3 separate regions of the Mus musculus genome follow, and regions 2 and 3 are each linked to region 1. Evidence: chromatin loops called from intact Hi-C (ENCODE). Cell type or tissue: gastrocnemius. All regions are shown on one strand. Links, peaks and the distances in the headings refer to the core of each region. The heading gives the core; the rest is flanking DNA.

Evidence for each region. A loop is a pair of places that touch in the nucleus more often than their neighbours do. Peaks named below come from ENCODE experiments on the same cell type or tissue, not always from the same donor. Only the 100,000 strongest peaks of a DNase experiment are listed, where the experiment ranks them.
Region 2: a loop joins it to region 1, with 6 times the contacts of the local background. A loop is called at or near these places in 18 of 42 quality-filtered maps.
Region 3: a loop joins it to region 1, with 6 times the contacts of the local background. A loop is called at or near these places in 26 of 42 quality-filtered maps.

The regions. Positions count from the first base shown.
Region 1 is chrX:101,939,523-101,946,207 of GRCm38, forward strand. The region is part of intron 1 of Nhsl2 (NHS-like 2); the gene reads left to right. Among named protein-coding and RNA genes, the nearest start is that of Gm25828, 30 kb to the left of the region's middle. In gastrocnemius, for the core only: a CTCF peak has its summit at 3,010 (motif pointing left); DNase peaks (open chromatin) are centred at 3,031, 3,571 and 4,070; H3K27ac peaks cover 552 bases.
Region 2 is chrX:101,788,619-101,795,303 of GRCm38, forward strand. Gm4779 (predicted gene 4779) reads right to left here and starts at 5,827. Exons shown (of 6, transcript NM_001374240.1): 1 at 4,319-5,827; 2 at 3,563-3,719; 3 at 2,943-3,025; 4 at 2,621-2,666; 5 at 1,989-2,030; 6 at 1,731-1,905. The coding sequence starts at 5,677. The coding sequence ends at 1,990. It overlaps 8030474K03Rik (RIKEN cDNA 8030474K03 gene), which reads left to right and starts at 6,038. Exons shown (of 7, transcript NM_001359671.1): 1 at 6,038-6,685. The coding sequence starts at 6,136. It also overlaps the pseudogene Gm9095. In gastrocnemius, for the core only: a CTCF peak has its summit at 3,142 (motif pointing left); a DNase peak (open chromatin) is centred at 3,128.
Region 3 is chrX:101,802,060-101,808,744 of GRCm38, forward strand. No RefSeq gene overlaps it. Among named protein-coding and RNA genes, the nearest start is that of 8030474K03Rik, 11 kb to the left of the region's middle. In gastrocnemius, for the core only: a CTCF peak has its summit at 3,638 (motif pointing right); a DNase peak (open chromatin) is centred at 3,635.

The sequences.
Region 1 (6,685 bases), core at 667-5,666:
TTATCTGTGCTTAGTATTCCTCTGCATGCTCTTTCAGGCTCAAGCTGTCTAAGCAACAGTTGCCTACCTTTCTCACTCTCTACACAGGGAGCTTCCTGCTTCCGGCCATGAGAAATCTCGCCTCCTGAGACTGTGATCAGAAGTCTCTCATGCCCCAGAACATGACAAACAGATACATCTCATCACAGCTTGGTTTTGCCATTGGTCTTGCCAAAAAGCTGTTCCCTTCTCTATGCCAACTCCATACCCAGCCTTTGAGGTGCCATCTGAATTGTTCTTTGGTATGGGCGCATTGAAATTTTTTAAAATTTACTTTTTTTCACAGTTCTTTGTATATGTGCAAGTGTGCACATACACGCACGTGCTACAGGGCACATGTGGAAGTCAGAGAGGGTGTGGGGGTTGGCTTTCTCCTTTTCCATCAGTAGCACTTATTTTTGACAAACATCATTTATCATTATGGAGAAGCTACAGACTGGTGACCACTGGGCTAATAGCCACAAATTGTGTCCCAGAACAGTTAGGAATCTTTCCATGTGGTCTGGATTTCTGGCTCCTTTGGAAAAACAGAAAAATCTGGTATTACTAGATGTGCATTTCCACAGGACAGTAGGTAACTAGATTGGGATGGTGGCTTCCCCTCTAACTAGAACAATGTCCTGTCCAGCCCTTCACAGTCCCCACTAGTCCTTATTAGATTCCCCCACCTTTTTTCACTATTCTGTCGGGTTGGCTCATAAAGGCATTTGAATTACCTTATCTGAACTATTTCATTCATGCCCAAGTTCCTACATATACCACGACCTCTTATGTACATGTGAAACTCTGTGAATTTCTTCTGTTTCTCTCATGCTGGTACTGACAAAGTGTTCCATCAATACTGAGATGGAACAATTTGCCTTGAGGTGATCCTTTTTTCATTTTATGTGTATGGATGTCTTGCCAGCATGTATGTCTGTGTAGCATGTATGTGTGTGCCTCGAGGTAAGTTTAGAATGTATGTGAATTTACTTTCGTAGCACGGGAAGGCAGTATAAAAGTAGCATTTGTTGACAGACGCTCATATCCCTGACTCAGAGGAACACTGTGTGGATGGCAACACTGCTCCCATGTCACAGAGGAAAACTGAAGCTCAGAGAGCCACACGGTAGGATGAGCCTTAGTTTCGGTAGTCAGTTTCTGTAATCAGGGCCAAAGACTTTGTCGTATAAAGCAGCTTCTGGAGACGGAGAGGAGCTGCCCCAGACTCTCTTAGAAAGAGAGCACAGACTCTGAGAGGTTTTTCTGCTTAGACAGAGATCAGGCATGTGTCATGCACCTACTCTGTGCCCCGTGCCCTCTCGGGAACCCCAAGCCTCCTGGTAGGTAGCCCACTGAAAAGGTGAAACAGATGAGGCCGGATTGCTGTTGGGATTTGGGGCCCATTTGATGAGTCGCATTTGATTCTGTCACAATTGACAGAAGCACCTTGCCTGTGTGTGCTCAGAGCTTGCTACTCCCATGTGCCGTCACTGGCGTGCGGTGTGGGGTGGGAAAACACAGAGAAATTATGCGTGCCTAATTGTGCAGCAGCAAGCAGGAAGGAATGTGCGCACGCCAGGGGCTCCCACTGGGGCAGCAGTCTGCTGTCATGTGTTTCTGAACAGTTGCAGGAAAACTTGTCTGGACCCTTGGATGCAGAGGGGTGGGTCTGGCAGACGTGGGTTGTAACTTTGGTGGCAGAAAGGATTTATAGGAAGCAGATATTTAGAGTCTAGAAACTTTTCTCTGGAACCTTTGTCTGCTTCCCCCCCCCCCACACACACACCCTCTAGTCACCTCCAGTTCTTAGCCCTGGCTAAGAAAGGAGCTATGTAGGAAGACCTCAGGCATGGGGCCAAAGTGTTCTTCAACACCTGACATGTCCACAGACCCATTTTAGGGTCACCAAAATGTGCCTGCTCATGTTGGTGCATGTACTAAACCTCTGGACCACAAGCTCCAGGCCAGCCATGAAACAGGGAAGATAGGTCAGAATGGGGTGAGGATGCTAGTGTATCAGGTAAGAGATTGTCTTTTACACTCTATGGGATGCCCAGACTCCATGGTCCAAGCACTTCCTCTGGTCCTAGAAGCACACCCTCAGTAGTCCACTCAATCTCTTTGAAGTCACATGGCTTACCTCTTTCTGTGTGAGAAGGCAGAAGGAAATGTTTGCCTATGTATCAAGAGATGAACGTTTAAGCTCCATAGTGATGCATCTAAATAAAAAAAAAACTATTGTGCTCAGTGTGTATGCGTGTGTGTGTGTGTGTGTGTGTGTGTGTGTGTGTTACTACAGATGAAAGCTAGACTTCACACACCTTAAACAAATGCTGTATCTGAGGTATATCCTGTCCCTGTTCATTACTGAGGGTGCTATTGAGGGTGCTAGTCTAAGATATTTAAATTCACTATTTCATTCTTAAAAGAAAAAGATCAAGAACTTGAGTTAAGAGAGGAAGACTAAGTCATCAAAAGTCACCCAGGGAACCAGTGATGGGGCCCTCTTGAGCTCCATGCAGAGCCAGCATACCACCTGCTAGTTCCACTTGATACACAGGAGGAAAATGGAATTTAGGAGGTTCCTAGCATCAGAGGAAGGGCTGGATTGTCCTATTCTGTCTCTGCTATCTAGCTTGCTGTGTGACTTTAGGCACATTACTCAGCCTCTCTCAGCTGTCTCCTGTTTGCAAAAAGAGGTAGAGTTGGAAATGTCAGCGTTCCAAACCTCTGAAAGCCTATACCGTGAAAAGCAGTATTAGTAGGCAGTAGAGAGGAGGGAACTTCGAATGCCCAGATGCAAAGGATGGGAAGTTGACCTGGGTGTGCCTTGGCTTTACGAGATGGAAGCAGGCCTGGGAAGACTTGTCAAAGTGGATACAGCTCACACCACCCCCTCAGCAGCCATTCTGCAAGTAGCCACTTGAACCAGGTGATCACTGATGACCAGGTTCAGCAGGCACACCTACACAGTGGGCTGCTGCTGCCACCTAGGGGACAGTGGTGACCCGGAGCTTGGACTGTACAGAGCTGTGATTCAGTCACTTGCTGCACATTCCCTGTCTCCTGCTGGTTTCCGGAGTGGAGAGAGACAGCCTGGCCCTGTTCAGTGGTGGGGAGGGGAATGAGGCAGAGCGTCAAGTGCCGCCTCTGTTTGGGGAGTTATAAATAAATCCATCTGGAAGTGTTTGGGGCTGTGAGAGCTGAGGGCTGGCCCTGCAGTTCAGACCATGTGGTGCATATTTCCATCCACACCAGCTCCCCCACCCCCAGTCCCCAGAGACTGTCTGAGCCGGGCAGGAACGTCTCAGGCCCCACCTCAACTACCAGCCCCCACCCAGGACTCCTCTATTCTGGTGCAATCCACAAGATCATGGCTGAGCACTACTTTGAATTTAGTTCAGTGGGCCCTTGATGCCTGACGAATGAATGATTTTTGTAGCTCAGCATTAGGCAGGACCTGTGTTGGAAGTGAAGCATGCTAGGTTTTTAGGATGACCTCAGCAGGCAGCTAAAGCTGGCCTGGGTGTAAAGGCGCTGCCCGAGTGTGCTTGTCCCCTTGTCTCGAGCACCCAGCAGCATGCTGCTCAGTCACAATGAAGCCATGGAATGATTTATTAATGTCTCAAGCACCTAGTGCGCACCCTTCTCTGCTGGACAAGGAAGGTAGAAAATGACAGCCTCGGAGAACTTGAACTCAGAGTTCGAGTTGCCCCTTATCTATGGAGTGCCAGCTCCAAGACACCCACTGAGTGTATTGTTCTTCCTTTCAGAAAGCCCTATGACAAGGCCCAATTGATAAACTAGTCACAGGAGGAGATTAACAACAACTAATAAGCAGACTCATAGCCACAAACGTCTAGAAAAGTTATTTTTTAAAAATTCACAATTGTTTATTTCTCGAAGTTTTCCATTGATATTTTTAAAACTACAATGTCCAGTGAGTAGAAGAAACTTCAGACAGCAAGACCATGTGTGCAGTGTGCAGCATGCAGTGTGCAGGGGGTGGGCAGCATGGGGGCAGCTGCACACTGTTAGCAGTTGAGGCTACACAGTTCTTTGCAGTGCGAGGCTCTCCTTTGCAGTGTGGACTTTCCTGACCCAAAGTGGCAGTTGTACTCTGGAGCGGCTGGGACAACCAGACATACCTCTACACATTTCCAGGTATTTCCAGGGGACAGAAGGGACAGGCCCTGGCTGCAGGACATTTGGAAGGAACTTGACAGTAGGGAGCTGAAAGGAAGCTGCTCCAATGTGAAATGCTAAGCCAGCCCTCTGCACTGACAAGCACAGAACTGGGAAACGCTGGGTTCACCCCAACGGTATGAAATGATCCTTAATTGCTGGATCAGATCCCAGAAGCCCACAAGACCACAGTCCTACCAAACTGGATTGGAGCCAAGAAGCAAGCCACAAGCATAGCAGTTAGGGATCTGCTGGTGGCATGATTGGGAATGTCCACAGGCTACTGCAATCCAGCCCCAGGGACAGAGGGTGGGTAGGTATTGGGTAGGTGTTGTTGGATGAGAATACACTATGGTAGAAGTTGCACTGGAGGCCTGAGCTCCCATTAAAATGGCTACAGGTTAAGGTATTGGTGTTACCGGGAACCCCCCACAAGCACCCAGATGACCACTCAGATACAGTTCATAGACAACTGAAAGTCTTTATTCCAGCCAACTGGAACTACACTCAGGTGTTCGGGACCCAAGCGTAGCCTCGAGTGTTTAGGGTAAGGGTGTAAAGACAAAAGCCACATCATAATACCTCAACAGCTGCAGGGGAAGGTCTGCAGGCAGGCAGTTTAACTGAGGCTAAGTTGTTAGCTGGGCATCTGGACCTTGGATACCTGGAATAGAGTTAGATAATTTCCGCAGGACTCTCCATCAAGGACATCAGATTCTAGTTAAAACTAAAATGGCCTCAGCAAAATACAAGATGGAGGAATCTCTGCATCATCTTGCCCTGTCGCATTGAGAAGGGTGAAGAGTGACAGCAGGATATAGGCCCATCATATAGCACACAAGAGCTGTGCTGCCTCTTCTCTGCCTCATGCTCCCATTCTTGGTGCGAGTATCCCCATCCAGGGCTTCATCTTGTATTGGGACCATATTAGCAGTGTCCCAATTATTCTATTTCTGTTTCTCTGTCCTTTGAAATCATCAGTTTAGTTGTACAGGGGCTAGAACCCAAGACTCTCCATAGTTGGCCACGTCATGCACTCAGCTAAAAGTATCTTCTGGCTTTCACCCCATCCTACCATTTGCCAGTGCCACCTATACCCTGCACCAGTGCCACTTAGCAATCTGACCTCCATGACCTCTATCCCTTGTCATTCTGGTCACTTGGTTCCAGTTAACTTTTTCCAGGCTCCCTGCTTTCCTTGATCCCAGACCTTGCTGTGTAGCCAATGCCAAGTGAGCGTACACTGCCCTTTGCTCCTCATGGCCTTACAATTATTCAATGCCCTTTGAACTTTTCTCACCGCAGTGTGAATTCTTGGGATTCAAGGCTTGGCTGAAATGTTTTTGTCTTTAGGAAAGCCTTCCCCAGTCCCTGAGACAAACAGTCACCCTCCCCACTCTGTGGTCAGTCCCTGCACTGGTTGGTAAGTTGCCTAAGGGCATCAGCCAGGCACCATTCAGTTTTGCCCTCTTCCTCAACCCCCAGTGGGGACAAAGAGTGACCCAGAGATAAGATTCTCCCCAATTGGGCCATTCTTTATAGCTGTTTCCCTGTGGCTACTATATTTGGATGAGGGTTTTTGAAAGAGCCAATAAAGGAATGGCTGAGATGCAGGGCCAAAGCCAGGGACAGGGAAGTAAGGGTAGAAAAAGGAAGGGTAGAAAGGATAGAAGAAGAAAGGGGATGGCAGAGGCCCTTTAGCAGGCTCCCAAAGGGCACTCTGGTAGCAGAGTGGGGTAAGGAAGGCAGTTCCTGTGGTGGGTCAGCCAAGTATACAGTTATTAATGAGCATTAGTGCCCTTCAGTGGCAAGCATTTCATGAAAGGATGCCTTGCTGGGACCAAATGACAGTCAACCGTGACACTCTTAGTAAAGAGCAGACGAAGCATCGAGGTAAGAGCTGCCAAACTCCTTAGAGAGATCTCAAGGGCTTCAAAGGCCACTGGAACCCCAGAACTTCTTTTCCGGAAGCCTCCCTCTTGCCTAGGAAAGGTAGACACAGGAAGAGAAGAGACAAATGTTGAGCAGCCTCTGCCAGACACATGTGACATACAGAGCTCAATGACCCTTACTATGGCTCTGTGAGGTACAGAATGACTCCATTTTTGAGATTGGAAAACTGAGGTCCCGGCTGGGTTCAGAATATTGCCCAAGGACACCCACTTGAGAGAGTTGGACTCAGGATTCTAGTGTAGGTTACCCTTCCCCTGATGAGTGGGCCAAGATCCAGAGGCTGGCAGCAATTTGATCTCCGTCTTTTCTGACTTTGGCTATGGGGCTCATTTCTTTGGATTGATTTATAGAAGTGTAAACAAAACACCGGCACTTTTTCCTAGCTTTGGAATGGGTCCTTGGAGTCATGCGCTGTCCTCCACTTTCTAGCTGGGCACCTTTGCTGAGGGGTTCCTGAAATTGAAGCAGAGATTTTAACCTGAGAATCTGCAGTGTGCGCAGAAACACTCAGGGTGCTCTTTGTCAT
Region 2 (6,685 bases), core at 598-5,597, 150 kb before region 1:
GTTGGAGCCACCACTGAGTGGTCCTGAACTCCTCTGCTCAGGAGACACCTGAACAATGGAGGAGAGGTGGAAGGAAAATAAAGTTCCTAGACGTCAAAAGAAAAAAAAAAAGAACCCATATGCACAGGCTAGCATGATGGTTCAAGCCTGAAAACCTGAGTTCACACTTTGGAATCCACTTAAAAAATCCGGCTGGACAGATGGCTCAGGGGATAAGAGCACTGACTGCTCTTCCAGAGGAGTGAGTTGAATTTACAGCAACCACATGGTGGCTAACAACAATCTGTAATGGGATCTGATGCCCTCTTCTGGTGTGTCTGAAGGCAGCAACTTGGTACTCACATAAAATAAATAAATCTTTTTAAAAATAAACTCTGGATGCAGGGTAGGAGAGATTCCCCAGGTGTTAACAGTGTGACGCTCTTCCATAGTTCAGGCTCCCCGTCTCCCTCCCTTTCCTCTCCCTCAGCCCTCTCCTCTCTGTCTCTCTCTCCCTCTCCTCTCTGTCTCTGTCTCTCTCTCTCTCTCACACACACAGACACACACCAAACTTTTGAAAACCAGAACTTTTCAGATGGAGATGAGAACACTTGTCAGGCCAGGACCTGGAAGATGTGGACATTCAGGCCCTAGACCCTCACTTCCACTGCCATGGGAAGGTTCCCCGTGTTGGCTCACAGAAGCACTAAAGACTCACTTCACCAACACCAAGCCAGAGACAAGTAGGCACTCTTCTATGCTCCCTACACCCTGTGTGCACAGTGTGTGTGGCTTCACGTTCTCTACAACCCATGTAGGTGCAATCTTGGTGCCTTCTCTACACCTCTAGTGCCATGGTCCAGGGCTGGCCAGGGGACTTGGAAACTCATTTCAAAGGGGAGGACTATGCAGAGGCCTAACGATGTAGTACAAATTCTAGTCCGGTCCTCCCCGAGTGCAGTGCCTCCCAGAGAGAGGCTGATCCGGAAGGGCAGAGACTGGGATAGGGGAAGACTTGGAGAGGAGAAAGGATTGCTGCATGCAGGGAACAGGAGACAAAAATGGGCTGTATGAGACTGTCCCAGAGAAGACAGGAGTCAGGGCAAGGGCAGGGTCTTCGGCAAAGGTGGGAAATGCTGGCTGCTGTCAGGCCTGGCCCCTAAGAATCCAGGCCCGGAACAGCTGGCTAAGCTTGGGTGCATGGTGCCTGCTCAGAAGCTGCCCCACGTCCCACTAAGGGACTACTGCTCTTTTTGTTCTTTTCCAAAAAATCACATTATTTCCTTTTTGAGAAGTTCATCCATGAGAACCATATTTGGGGGAGATAGACTGCATTGTAGGTGAGGACTAGTGTTCCTAGAGGGGCAGGAAAAGAACACCCTGTTGTTGCACCTCATCACCCACCAAAAGGAAAAGGGCTGAACATAGGACAAAAGGACTCAGAGCCGGGCGTGATGGCGCACGCCTTTAATCCCAGCACTCGGGAGGCAGAGGCAGAGGCAGAGGCAGAGGCAGAGGTAGGCAGATATCTGAGGTCGAGGCCAGCCTGGTCTACAGAGTGAGTTCCAGGACAGCCAAAGTACTCAATGTGAAACAGCTGTCACCAGGGGCAGGCTTGGGGTAAAAACAGGGGCACAGCTCAGCTCTGACTGACTGTAGAGCAGACGCTCTCAATCTGTGGGTAGCAACTCCCACAGGCTCACACATCAGACAGTACACGATGATAAACAACAGTTGCAAAAGTACAGCTGTGAAGTAACAATGAAATAGCTTTATGGTAGAGGGTTAACATCACAAAATGAAGCCCATGAGCAGGCCATAGCATTAGGAAGGTGGGAACCACTGCTGTCGAAGAAAACTGGAAGGAAGCAGGATCCACAGGTGGTAGTTTGGCCTCTTCTGTGGGGAGAAACTCTTGAGTCCAACCTGCCAAGCAAAAACAGAGTCAGGCCAGCTCTTGCTTCCTGAGCAGTCAGGAGTGTGGCAAGGGCTGTCGATAGGACACTCACTTCAAGGATCCTGGAACTTTTCTTTGAAGACTTGCATGATTGCTGAAACACAGAGGTAAAAATGGGTATTCCAGACATAGACACACAGGACAGGAACCCACCCGCCTGAGACCCATGCTCTGCTCCACAGGAACTTCCAGACAGCCGCCTCACTGCCCTCCAGCCCCCATCCAAGCAGACAGAGTTGGGACACACTCCCCCACCCATCACCGAGCGCTATGTGCAAACGTTTTCTACAGGAGAACAGCATGGATAGGCAGTCCTCAAACGCTGGGTCACAGCAGTGCCAGCCCTACTTGTGAAACAAACAAACAAACAAACAAACAAACATGTGTCAACAGACACCCAAAAATTCCAGGTGCCAGGACTTCAAGGGAAAGCTAAGGAGGAACATCTGAATGTCCAGAGAGAAGAGGCTGGGGGGACTCATCTGTACAGCACATGGGAGAACAGAGAGCCTCTTGGTGCAAGTTCCAGAAGTCAAGGCACACAGGGCTCCCAGCCTGGCCTGATTCATGTCACCTTCCCCATGAGGGCCTGCCCCACCACCCACTGTAACCACCTGCACCCAAACACTAAGCTCCCCCCTCTGCCCCTGTCCCAATATCTTTCCTGCCCGGGGTAGGCCATACCGAGTTGTTCCTTGAGTTCATCTATTTCCTTCTGTAACATCTCACACTAGCCCAGCAGGCATGAAAGAAAAAGAGAGATTAATATTCAGTGTCCTGGCTTCTTCTCTGCTCCATCCACACGTGCCCTTTATCATTACACCTCCCACTATCCACAGTCCTGGGATAAGACTGGCAAAAACCTTGAAGAGCAAGCAGGTGCCCCCCCCCCCCCGTGCAATTTGGGACAGGAGTTGGCACAGGAGGTTAATTGTCAGGTTAACTTTGACAGTCAGCTCAGGGTCTACCTGAGGCTAGCATTTCAGAGAGCTGATAAAAGTTTTACCTGTTGGCAGCCCCCTATGGCTTGTATTTGATGCTGCCTATCGCCAACTGGGAATGGCAGACGTAGAGGTAATTCCTGGTCACCTGAAACATACAAACACACACAGACACACACAGGAGTGGGGATGAGAAACAGGATTATATAAGTTGGAAGGGACTAATGGGGTCCAAAATGAGGCCGCAGTGCCCTCTGCTGGCAGCACCTTGTACCTGGTAAGTCTTCACCTCTATCTAGCTCTATTCTTGCCCTTACTGCAGCCCAGAGGCAGCATAAAGGTGCTGTGAGCCCCTAAGACAGTGGCACTGAGTGTATGCTAGCAGGACTACCACCATGGCTAGAAGCTAGGAGCTCAGTGCATGTATAGGGCTCAGCAGCAAAATCTGTCGTGTTCAAGATGGAACTCATATTGCCCTACCTTTAAAGTCATGCATCCCACAATCTCACTCATTTCCCAACGTGACCTGAGGTCAGCCCTGACCATACCCAGTCTCCTGTGGACTCCCTACCTACCTCATCAGAGAAGCCTAAGAAGCAAGGCTGCAATCCTCAAAAGAACAGAGCCCCAGGTTGCTTCCCTCTCCCCAGCCTCCCCCACTGTTCTCCAAGCCCCAAAGTCTCACCAGCAGGTGCAGGTGGTGCTCTGGGTCTGGCACATCTCTGGATCAAGAAGAACTGTGGGTTTGCTGGAACTTGAGGGGCTCTGGTGTTGGAGTCTCCACTGCTCATTTCTCCACGATGCATGCACACGGAAGGCTGCTCTGCCCTGTGTAGTGGAACCTCACACACAAAATACTTATCACTGAGTATATGTTGTTGAGGGGCTGAGGGAAAGGGGGTAACAAAATGGAGGCTTGGGAGGCTCATCCCTTCTGCACCTCCTGTCCTCAGTCACCCTCAGCTCAGGAGGCAGAGCTCAGCCAGGAAGGAGCCCACAGACACTGAAAAGCCTCAGGTCCTGGCCTGGCTTCCTTGGGGAGGAGCCAGGGAGGAGCCAGGAGGCCCTCAGGACTGGCTATATGCTCAAGTTGTTCAGCCCACACTGTAGGGGCTCTCTGGACAGCAACCACCCAAACTGACAGCCAGACACATTTCCCTCCCCAGACCTGGTTAGAGAGAGGAAATGCACAGGGAAGGGAACAGGAAGCAACCCCTAACTGAGGCTCCCTTGATATCCACCCTTATTTACCACCAGGACTCCACACTAGACATCCTAATCAGGATGAGTGTCCACTGACAACTTCCCAAGCCAAGGCATGGGCAGGGGCAGGGGCAGGGGCAGGGGCAGGGGCAGGGGCAGGGGCAGGGGGAGCAGCACAAACGTATGTGCCGGGAAGGGGAAGGGCAGGGTGACAGGAGAGAGGGCATGGTCTACTCACTTGGGCCTGCAGACCAGGATCTCTCGGTGAGTTATCTTCTTTGGGCCCTGCCTGTGGCTCCCTTGTCTTCTTTGCTATGGATTTCTTCCCAGTGCAGACGGACTTGAACTCTTTGGGCCCTGAAGGCAGTGAGCATTTACTTGCCTTCCCTAGCAGAGCAACCCCTGAGATTGGGGGGAAAGTGGCTGGTTCTACAGTAGCTGATTTGAGTCTCTGTCCCCATGGTGGGAAGATTCTCGCCACGGGTCCTCTTGAGGTGTCCCACTGAGATGGCTTTTCCTGGGCTGGCTTCTTTCTTGGACTTATCTTGTATAAGCCAGCAGAAGCAACAGCAACAGGGGCAGGGGCAACAGTAGAGGCAGTGGCAGTGGCAGTGGCAGAGGCAGAGGCAGAGGCAGAGGCAGAGGCAGTGGCATTGGCAGTGGCAGAGGCAGAGGCAGAGGCAGAGGCAGTGGCAGTGGCAGCTGCTGCTGCTGCTGCAGTAGCTCCTTGGTGGCTGGGCCTGCCCCCTTCTTTGCTCCAAACCATAGTTTGTTTTTTCTTAGCTGAAGAGCTTTCCAGCTCTCCCGAAGCCTGCTTTTCGATGGCTGAACCGAGTCCTCTTGGAGTAGAGGCCAGCATAGAGGGAGGCACATGGACAAAACTTTCCCTGCCATGGACATTCGTGTGTCTAGCTGGATCTTCCTGCTCAGTGAGGCCAGCGGACTTGGGCTGGTTTCCTTCTTTGAGACAAATGGTTACCCTCATCATCTGTGTCTCACTGAACTCATCAGAAGACTCAGGGCTGGAGGAGGGACATTGAATGTCATCACTGGTTACTACCCTACTCATGGCACTTCTTCTTGGGGTCATCCAGGCCCTGCCTCGCCCCGGACCTCTGGGGTGCAGTTGGGTAGCTGTGACCTGCTTCCCTTCCGTTGAGGTCTGAGGCCGCATGCTTCTTCTGAGCGTGCTTGCGTCTGAGTCTCCCCAAATGCTAATGGGCTCAGCAGCACAGCTTGGGGGGGATTGATGTCCGTGGATCCCCCAGGCCTCCCGGTTGGCTATGTGCTGCCCGAAGCTTGTACCCTCGATGGCTAGCTGCTGTACAAAGTCCAGATTGTCCCCTCTGTCATCCACTGGGGTGCCGGGCCGCCCCTCGCAGCCCCAAATGACTGACCTTCCGTCCATCTCCTCCCTGTCTAACCACGAGTCGTACTGGGGAGGCCTGGAGACCTGAAGGCACACCTTCTCCTCGGGGCCGGGGCCGGGGCCGTGTCCCCGCGGGAATCCATGGGCAAACCGGCGTCTCTCTGTGTGCTCCCCACTTTCCGGCCCCCAATTGGTCCCCCGAAAAGACACCTCATCAGGAGAACTCATGGTTCCAGCCCTGCAGGCGCTGTCTGTCTGTCCGAGGGAGACCTGCCGCTGCCACCGCTGCCGCTGCCGCCGCCGTTCACCGCACTGCTGGCTACGCCTGGGCGAAGGCAACCGTCACCTCCGCCGCGGCTGCAGGTGCCATCCGCTTCCGGTCAAGTCTCGCGAGACTTCGCGCAGCAGTGTGCCCCCCCCCCCCAGGGCCTAGTCTCGCCGTTCTCATTGGTCTGCCACTCCACTAGCCACCAACCAGGGCGCCTATTGTTGGGCCGTTCCTCGAAGCCCCATCCAATAGAGACAAGGACTCTTAAGGAAAGGGCGGGGCCTGGGGACCTTTCCTGAGTGAGGCGGTTTCGAGACTTCGAAGGCTCGCCAAGTTCTCGGAGAAGCTTGCCCTAGCTGTGACGAAAGGCCGTGGTGAGGAGCGGGGAGACTCTTCCTCCGTATCGCATGCTGCCGACATGAGCTCTTTGGGTAAGGCGGCAGTCCCCACAGCCTGTGATGATGAGGACACCCTTCTTACCGGAGATGCGAACTCCCAGCATCAGGTGTCTGGTTCTGAAGCTGGCTTGAGCCAGGAGGGCAGGGAGCGGTTAGGGGACCCTGTGATCAGCCCAGGAGTTGCAGAGGGTCCGAGCCCCCTCCAAGGGCCTCTGGAGATCAGAGAGGGTGAGGCCAGCCTCCCGGGCCCCGAGAGCAGTGACTTAGGGTCTGGGTCTAAGATGGAGGCAACAGAGGACACAGGCAGCATGCTTAGGGATCCGGAAGGCGGGGCCACTTCTCCCGTAGACCAAGAAGAAGAAGTTGACATGGATTTCTTGCCCCAGCTCAGTATTGAGGCCATGACTGTCATGCGAGAGCTGACCAACCTACAGCTCCGAAAAGTCTGCAGGTACCCGTCCCCACGAACTTGTGCGGCTGAACTGGCTGCCCTCTGGGGAAACGTAGATGAAGGCTCCAACAGAGGGGCACTGTCTCCGAGCTCTGTGAGAGGGAAACAGGGCCCCGAAG
Region 3 (6,685 bases), core at 1,046-6,045, 140 kb before region 1:
TGAGTCTCAGATCCCCCATCCAGCTCACATCTTTTTATAACTCCAGTTTCTGGAGAATCAGAGACCCTTTTCTGGATTCCTCCTGCACTAAGCACACAATACACATGGTCCATAGACACACATGCAGACAAACTACTCATAAACAATGAAAATAAAAGTGTTTCAAGATCCTTCTTGGTGAGAGAGTGATATGCAAGCTTCATTTCTCAGATTAGCTGGCTGGTGCCTATCTCTGAAGCAGCAGCTCTCCCAGGAGCTGGCCAGGAGTGATCTGTGCTGTCAGAGTGCACACTGCAAGTTGAGAATGGGTACGGTCTGGCTGTACTCTGCCCCACAGCCTCAGGGTGTCCCCTCTGGGCTGTCCCCATAGGTTGAGATTTCGTGAGACAGCACATAATACATATAGTAGGACCATCATAGACCTCAGAGCCTGAATAGACAGTGAGGACTCAAACCCTCATCTACTTGGAACCTCTCCCTGAGAGGATGGATGCTCTTGGTTCGTCCAGATGTGGCTCTCATTCTGAGCTACATTGGCTAAGTTTGCCAGGCCTAAGAGCTGAGTGAAGTCTGACAGATTCTGTACCTGGGTTTTTGGCAGCTTGCACAAGTCAGTCAGGCCTGGCTGTGGTGCATTCCTGCACCAGGCACTGTTCTTGCACGCTCAGGGCCATTGTCACCAGTGCGGCTGCATGTATGCACAAAACCTTCTTCCTCTTCATCCAGGCCTACTGCTGCCCAATGGTGTGTTGCTGATCCCGCTGCCTCTAGGGGAGGAAGTGGCAGGTTCCCAGGCTCAGTTCTGACAAATAAAATTGGGCCCCACTGGAAAGGAGGAGTTAGGAGGGTTCCTTTCCTTCCACCCCACCCCCCACTCTTTCTCAGCCTCCTTCTCAGCCAGGAGAGGTGTGCCCTGGAGAATACCCAAGCTCTGTCCTGCCTCCTGCTACAAGTCAGCTCAGTGACGGCCTTGGAAGGTGGCTGAGCTGTGTGCCTGCCCCTGATGCACTGGCACTAGGGGGTGCCTTAGCAACATTCCCCTGGGACTGGGAGCCAGGATTCCTCTGAGATTCTTCACAAACATGACCTGTACCTTACTGAAAGATACAGTGTCCTCTGAGGGACTAAGCCAGCTTTCCTTAGCCTTCCTAAGTCTATGACACTTTAATACAGCTCCTCATGTTGTGGTGACATCTAACCATAAAATTATTTCCTTTGCTATTTCATAACTGTGATTTTGCTACTGTTATGAGTCATAATGTAAATATTTGTTTCTTAAATGACCCCTGTGAGAAGTCAAGAATGTTGCAACTGGCAGGTTAAATGCCACTGGTCTAATCTAAGATATTGACACCTGCTGAGAAATTGGTGTCCACAGCATTGTATTGCTAAGAGTGGAGTGTAACAAAATTAATGAAGAGCGTAAGTAGACATTTGTGAATGGATGGGATCTGGGTGGGAGGAGAAGTAGAGGGAGAGCAAACTGTAATCAGGATATGTCACAGGAGGAAACTAATGCTATTTTCAATAAGAGGAAAATAATGTGTAACCATAAAAAAGGAGCTCCCACATTCCTGTGCCTCTAGCTTTTGAAAGCCACCATCCTCTCTTCTGTTCCTCTGAGTTTGACTCTTTGGGATTCTTCATCCAAGTAAAAGCATGCAACATTTTACTGTTTAAAATTTTAGGTGGGCATGCATTTGTCACATTGTGTAGCTATGCCTGCCTATGTGTACATGGGAGCCACGAGGGGATTGTATCCCTTGGAACTGGAGATACAGGCATCTTCAGGATGCCTGGCTTGCGGCATACTTATTGGGATCCAAATTCCAGTCCTTATGACTGCACAGCAAGTGCCCTTAACCACAGAACAATTTCTCCAGCCTTAGTATTTGATGTTTTGAGAGACTAGATCCCTATCGTCATGTCCTCAAGGTCCCTCCATGTTTATGGGATGCATAGGAAATTCCTTCTTAAGTACAAATAAAATTTCATCTTAAGACGAAAGAATAGACCACACTTTGTTTCCTTCCTCACCCATGGATGTTTTGCTTGCTTTTCTCTCTCAGCTCTCTCAGAGGATGCTATTGGAAACATGCTATACGAACAACTAATTTTGAAACTCTCTTTTAAAAACATTTACCTTTATCTTCATTTTAATATTTGTGTTATATCTTTCTGTGTGCATGTTACATGTGTTCAGATTCCTTTGTAGGTCGGAAGAGGGTGCTGAGTCCCCTGGAATTGTTACAGGTGTTTGTGGGCTGCTGTGTGGGTGCTGGGAACCAAACTCAGGTCCTCTGGAAGATCAGCAAGTGCTCTTACCTCTGAGTCATTTCTTTATCCCAGAAACTTTGCTTTTTAAAAATAAATAATTAAAAGCAGAATTTTTACACCAATATGGGAACCTCATACATTTACAAGTATTTTTAGTTTTATTTATTTTTATTTTGTGTGCATGGATGTTTTGCCAGCATGTTTGTTGACCCCATGAATGCCTGGTGCCTTCAGAGGTCAGTAGGTGGTTTTGGATTCTCTGGAACCAGAGTGACAGACAGTTCTGAGCAGTCATGTGGGTGCTGGGAATCAAACTTAGGTCCTCTGTAAGAGCAACAAGTGCTCTTAACCACCGAGGTAACTCTCTGGTCCCACACACCAATATTTTTGGACAAAGAAATCTTTTTTTTTTTTTTTTTTTTTTTTTTTTTTGTCGACAGGGCTTCACTCTGTTATCCAGACTAGCCCGAATCTCACTCTGTAGCCCACCCAGTCTTGCCTTGAACCTCAAACATATGGTAACCCTCTTGATTCAGCTTTCGGAGTACTTGGATTAGAGCCACCACAGCCACCATATTCTACCTTTGTTTTTTAAGACAAGGACTCGTAGTGTAGCCTGTCTGGTTGGCCTGGAACTCAGGAGACCTGGCTGCTTGCGTCTCTCCTGAATCCTCAACTGAAAGGCATATAGTACCATGCCTAGCATATTTTTTATTTTGAATATTTTTAAAAAGATTTATTTATTTATTTTATGCATATGAGTACACTATAGCTGTACAGATGGTTGTGAGCCTTCATGTAGTTGTTGGGAATTGATTGTTGGGACCTCTGCTTACTCCAGTCGGCCCCACTTGCTCAGTCCCTGCTAGCTTAGGCCCAAAGGTTTATTTATTATTATATATAAGTACACTGTAGCTGACTTCAGATGCACCAGAAGAGGGTGTCAGATCTCATTATGTGTGGTTATGAGCCACCATGTAGTTGTGGGATTTGAACTCAGGACTTCGGAAGAGCAGTCAGTGGTCTTACCCACTGAGCCATCTCGCCAGCCCCTTGAATATTTGTTTTTAATTTAAATTTATTTTATGTGTTTGGGTGTTTTGCCTGCATGTATGTCTGTGCATCATGTATTGCACATGGTGCTTGCAGGGACCAAAGAGATCAACAGATTCCCTGCAATTGTAATTACAGACAGTTGTGAGCTACCATGTGGCTGCCTGGTATTGAACATCAGTGCACTGGAAGAGCAGCCAGTCCTCTTAACCATAGGGCTATCCTATTTTTTCCTATTTTTTAATTGTGTATGTTTATGAACTTGTGTGAGTTTTTGTGCACATATGCATGCAGGACTCCTCAGAGGCCATAAGAGGGCATCAGACCCCTTCAAAATGGATGTAGGTACTAGGACCTAAACCCTTATCTCCAAAAGAGCAGTAAGTGCCCTTAACTGCTGAAGAGTTCTCTCCAGCCCCTACATTTTACTTTTTAAACGCAAATATTGTACATATTATATGTAATATCATGTTCTGAAATATGTACACCCTGTGGAATTGCTAAATCGAGTTAATTGACATATGTATTAGCATAAGACATCTTTTTAAAAAAATGTATTCATTTATTTACTTACTCACTTTACATCCTGATCACTGCCTCCCTCCTGGTCACCCCTTACCCCCCTTCTTCCCTCTCCCCTCCCTTTCTCCTCTGAGCAGGTGGGGCCCACCTGGGCATCCCCTCGCCCTGGCACTTCAATGGTGGGAAAACTTAAAGTCTCTCTTAGCAATTTTTGTCTTTTTATTAAAAATTTAAACTGATACACAAAACAAAGGTTATACATATTAATACGATACCATGAGATTTTCAATACCTATATACATTTTGTAATTTGTGAATCAGATTAGAAATACTGATTTATTCAAATAATTTTCTCATAATGAAAATATTCAAAATCCTTTCTTTCCTTTAGCTTTTTAAAATCCACATGACAATTTTTATTGTGAATGTTTTCAAAATTATTCCTTCAGTATCTCCCTACAGAGACAAAAACAAATTTGTTATTTAATACACTGGAAGTTGAAAAGTTGATCACTGCCTAGAGAAGGGAAAACTGTCTTGAAAACACACTTCCCCAGGAGGCCAGTTCATCACAGACCTCCAATAACATGGGCATGACCATGACAGATGTACTGTCCTCGATCTGAACCTTTATTCACTACCATTTGGTAATCATCTTCAGGCCCAGATCAATACACATTTCTCAGCAGTAATCATTAGCTGTCCAAGAAGACTTTCATCAGCATTTTCTGCAATGTCAGGAATCTAGAGTCTGTGTTTCTTGGGTATCACCAGAAAAAAGGGCTTGCACTTGAAAGGAAAGCCCATAGAAAGCATGACACTCAAAGCATCCTCAAAAACTGATTTTGCTTACAAGTTCCTTGCAGGTGACCTTCCCACACGTTGTGTTGTCACCCAGGCCAGGCAACCTAACACTTGCTATTATTGTCAGTTATCTCAGGCTTCCTTCTTTGCAGGAACCAGGAATGAAGTCCTCTTTCAGCTGTTGAGATAGACCACACAAAAGTTGCCGGTAGTCACCTTACTGTGTAATAATACAGCAGAACTTACTACTTCTAAGCATAGCTTAGTACACATTTGTGCTTGCCAGTGATTTTATTTTCTTGTGACAGATACCATAAATCCTTTATAGGAGGGAAGACTGATTTTGCTTTATGATTTTTGAAGTTCCCTGCACTAGTGGCTAGCTCTATTGTTTCTGGGTTGTGGTGAGCCCAAGCATTGTACTGGGAGGGAGCTGAAGGGCAGAGCTGCTTGCCCAATAGCAGTCATGACGCTTGTGTTTGCGGGGGCGGTTGGGGGCAGGAAAAAGGATGACAACTGTATAGTTCCTGACTTAGTTAGGGTTTTACTGCTGTGACCAGACACCATGGCCAAGGCAAGTCTTATAAAAAACAACATTTAATTGGGGCTGGCTTACAGATTCAGAGGTTCAGTCCATTATCATCAAGGTGGGAGTATGGCAGTATCCAGGCAGGCATGGCACAGGAGGAGCTGAGAGTTCTATGTCTTCATCCAAAGGCTGCTAGTGGAAGACTGACTTCCAGGCAATTAGGGTGAGGATCTTAAGCCCACACCCACAGTGACACACCTACTCCAACCAGGTCACACCTATTCCAACAAGGCCACACCTCCAGATGGTGCCACTCCCTGGCCCAAGAATATATAAACCATCACAGTCCCCAAGAACAGGACCCCAGCAACCTACCTCTAAATATGGCTGGCTTCCAAAGAATTCTCCCACTTCAAATAAAGCCATCAAATTATTAATCCATTAATTATTAATCCATATTAATTTTATATATTCATATATAATTATTTTGCCAAGTTTTTAAACAGTAAAATTAAACTTTATTCAGCAAATAGGGATTTAATGCTCAAACAATATGCTCACTTCTTCCTAATTAAATTCCGATTTTTTCCTCTTCAACTGTGACAGTATCTTCAGTCCACACCAGTCTCACTGAAATACTAGTTTTTAGTTCCCACGTGTATTATGGTTGGGCTTAGGGATTTGTTTCTCTTAGTACAGATCCTCTCAGCATTAAAAATCTTAACTTAAAATCAGCTAGTATGAAATATCTTGAAAACTATCTTTACAATTTCCTAGTAGGAAATAGATGGATACTCTTTCGGCTGAGCTCAGTTATACTTCCTGAAATGTTCCCAAAACTAATGACAGGATCAGAAACCTGAGCCCCACCCTTATAGAGGGGCAGTTTTCCCTGGGGAGTTACTAGTTTAGATTATTGCACAGAGGAAAGGGAAAGCAGCCAGCATTCTTCCACAGCCAAGTATTCCATGCCAGTGTTCCCAAAGAAGAGAAGTACCTGGGGTACAGTAAAAGTGGGTGAGCAATACCAGGAACCATTTTGCCAATTTTGTTACTCTAGAGAACTCTGCCTGACATAGGCATGTCATATCTAAACCATAACACTATTATTTTAAAATTATATATATAATTTTTTGACACAGTGTTCCTCTGTGTAGAACTTGGCTTTCCTGGAACTTGCTCTGTAGACCAGGCTAAACTGTAACTGGGGATAAAGGTGTGTTCGACCAAGCCCAACTTAAATTACATATTTGAATTAGCTTACAATGTTGTGGTTTCCCATAGGGTTCTTCATACATCCTTAGCTTGAGTTTACCCAGTTCTGCCCCCTGCTCTTCCCTGTCTCACTGTTCCCACCCCCACTTAAACCTTGAACCCCCAGTATCCCACTTTCCTATCACATGTGTCCTACCCCTTAGGCCTCTTCCCCTTTCTAGCTCATGGGCCCTTTCTAGCTTTTGCTTCTAATGCTATTTAAAAATTAAAGACACAAATCCAAAC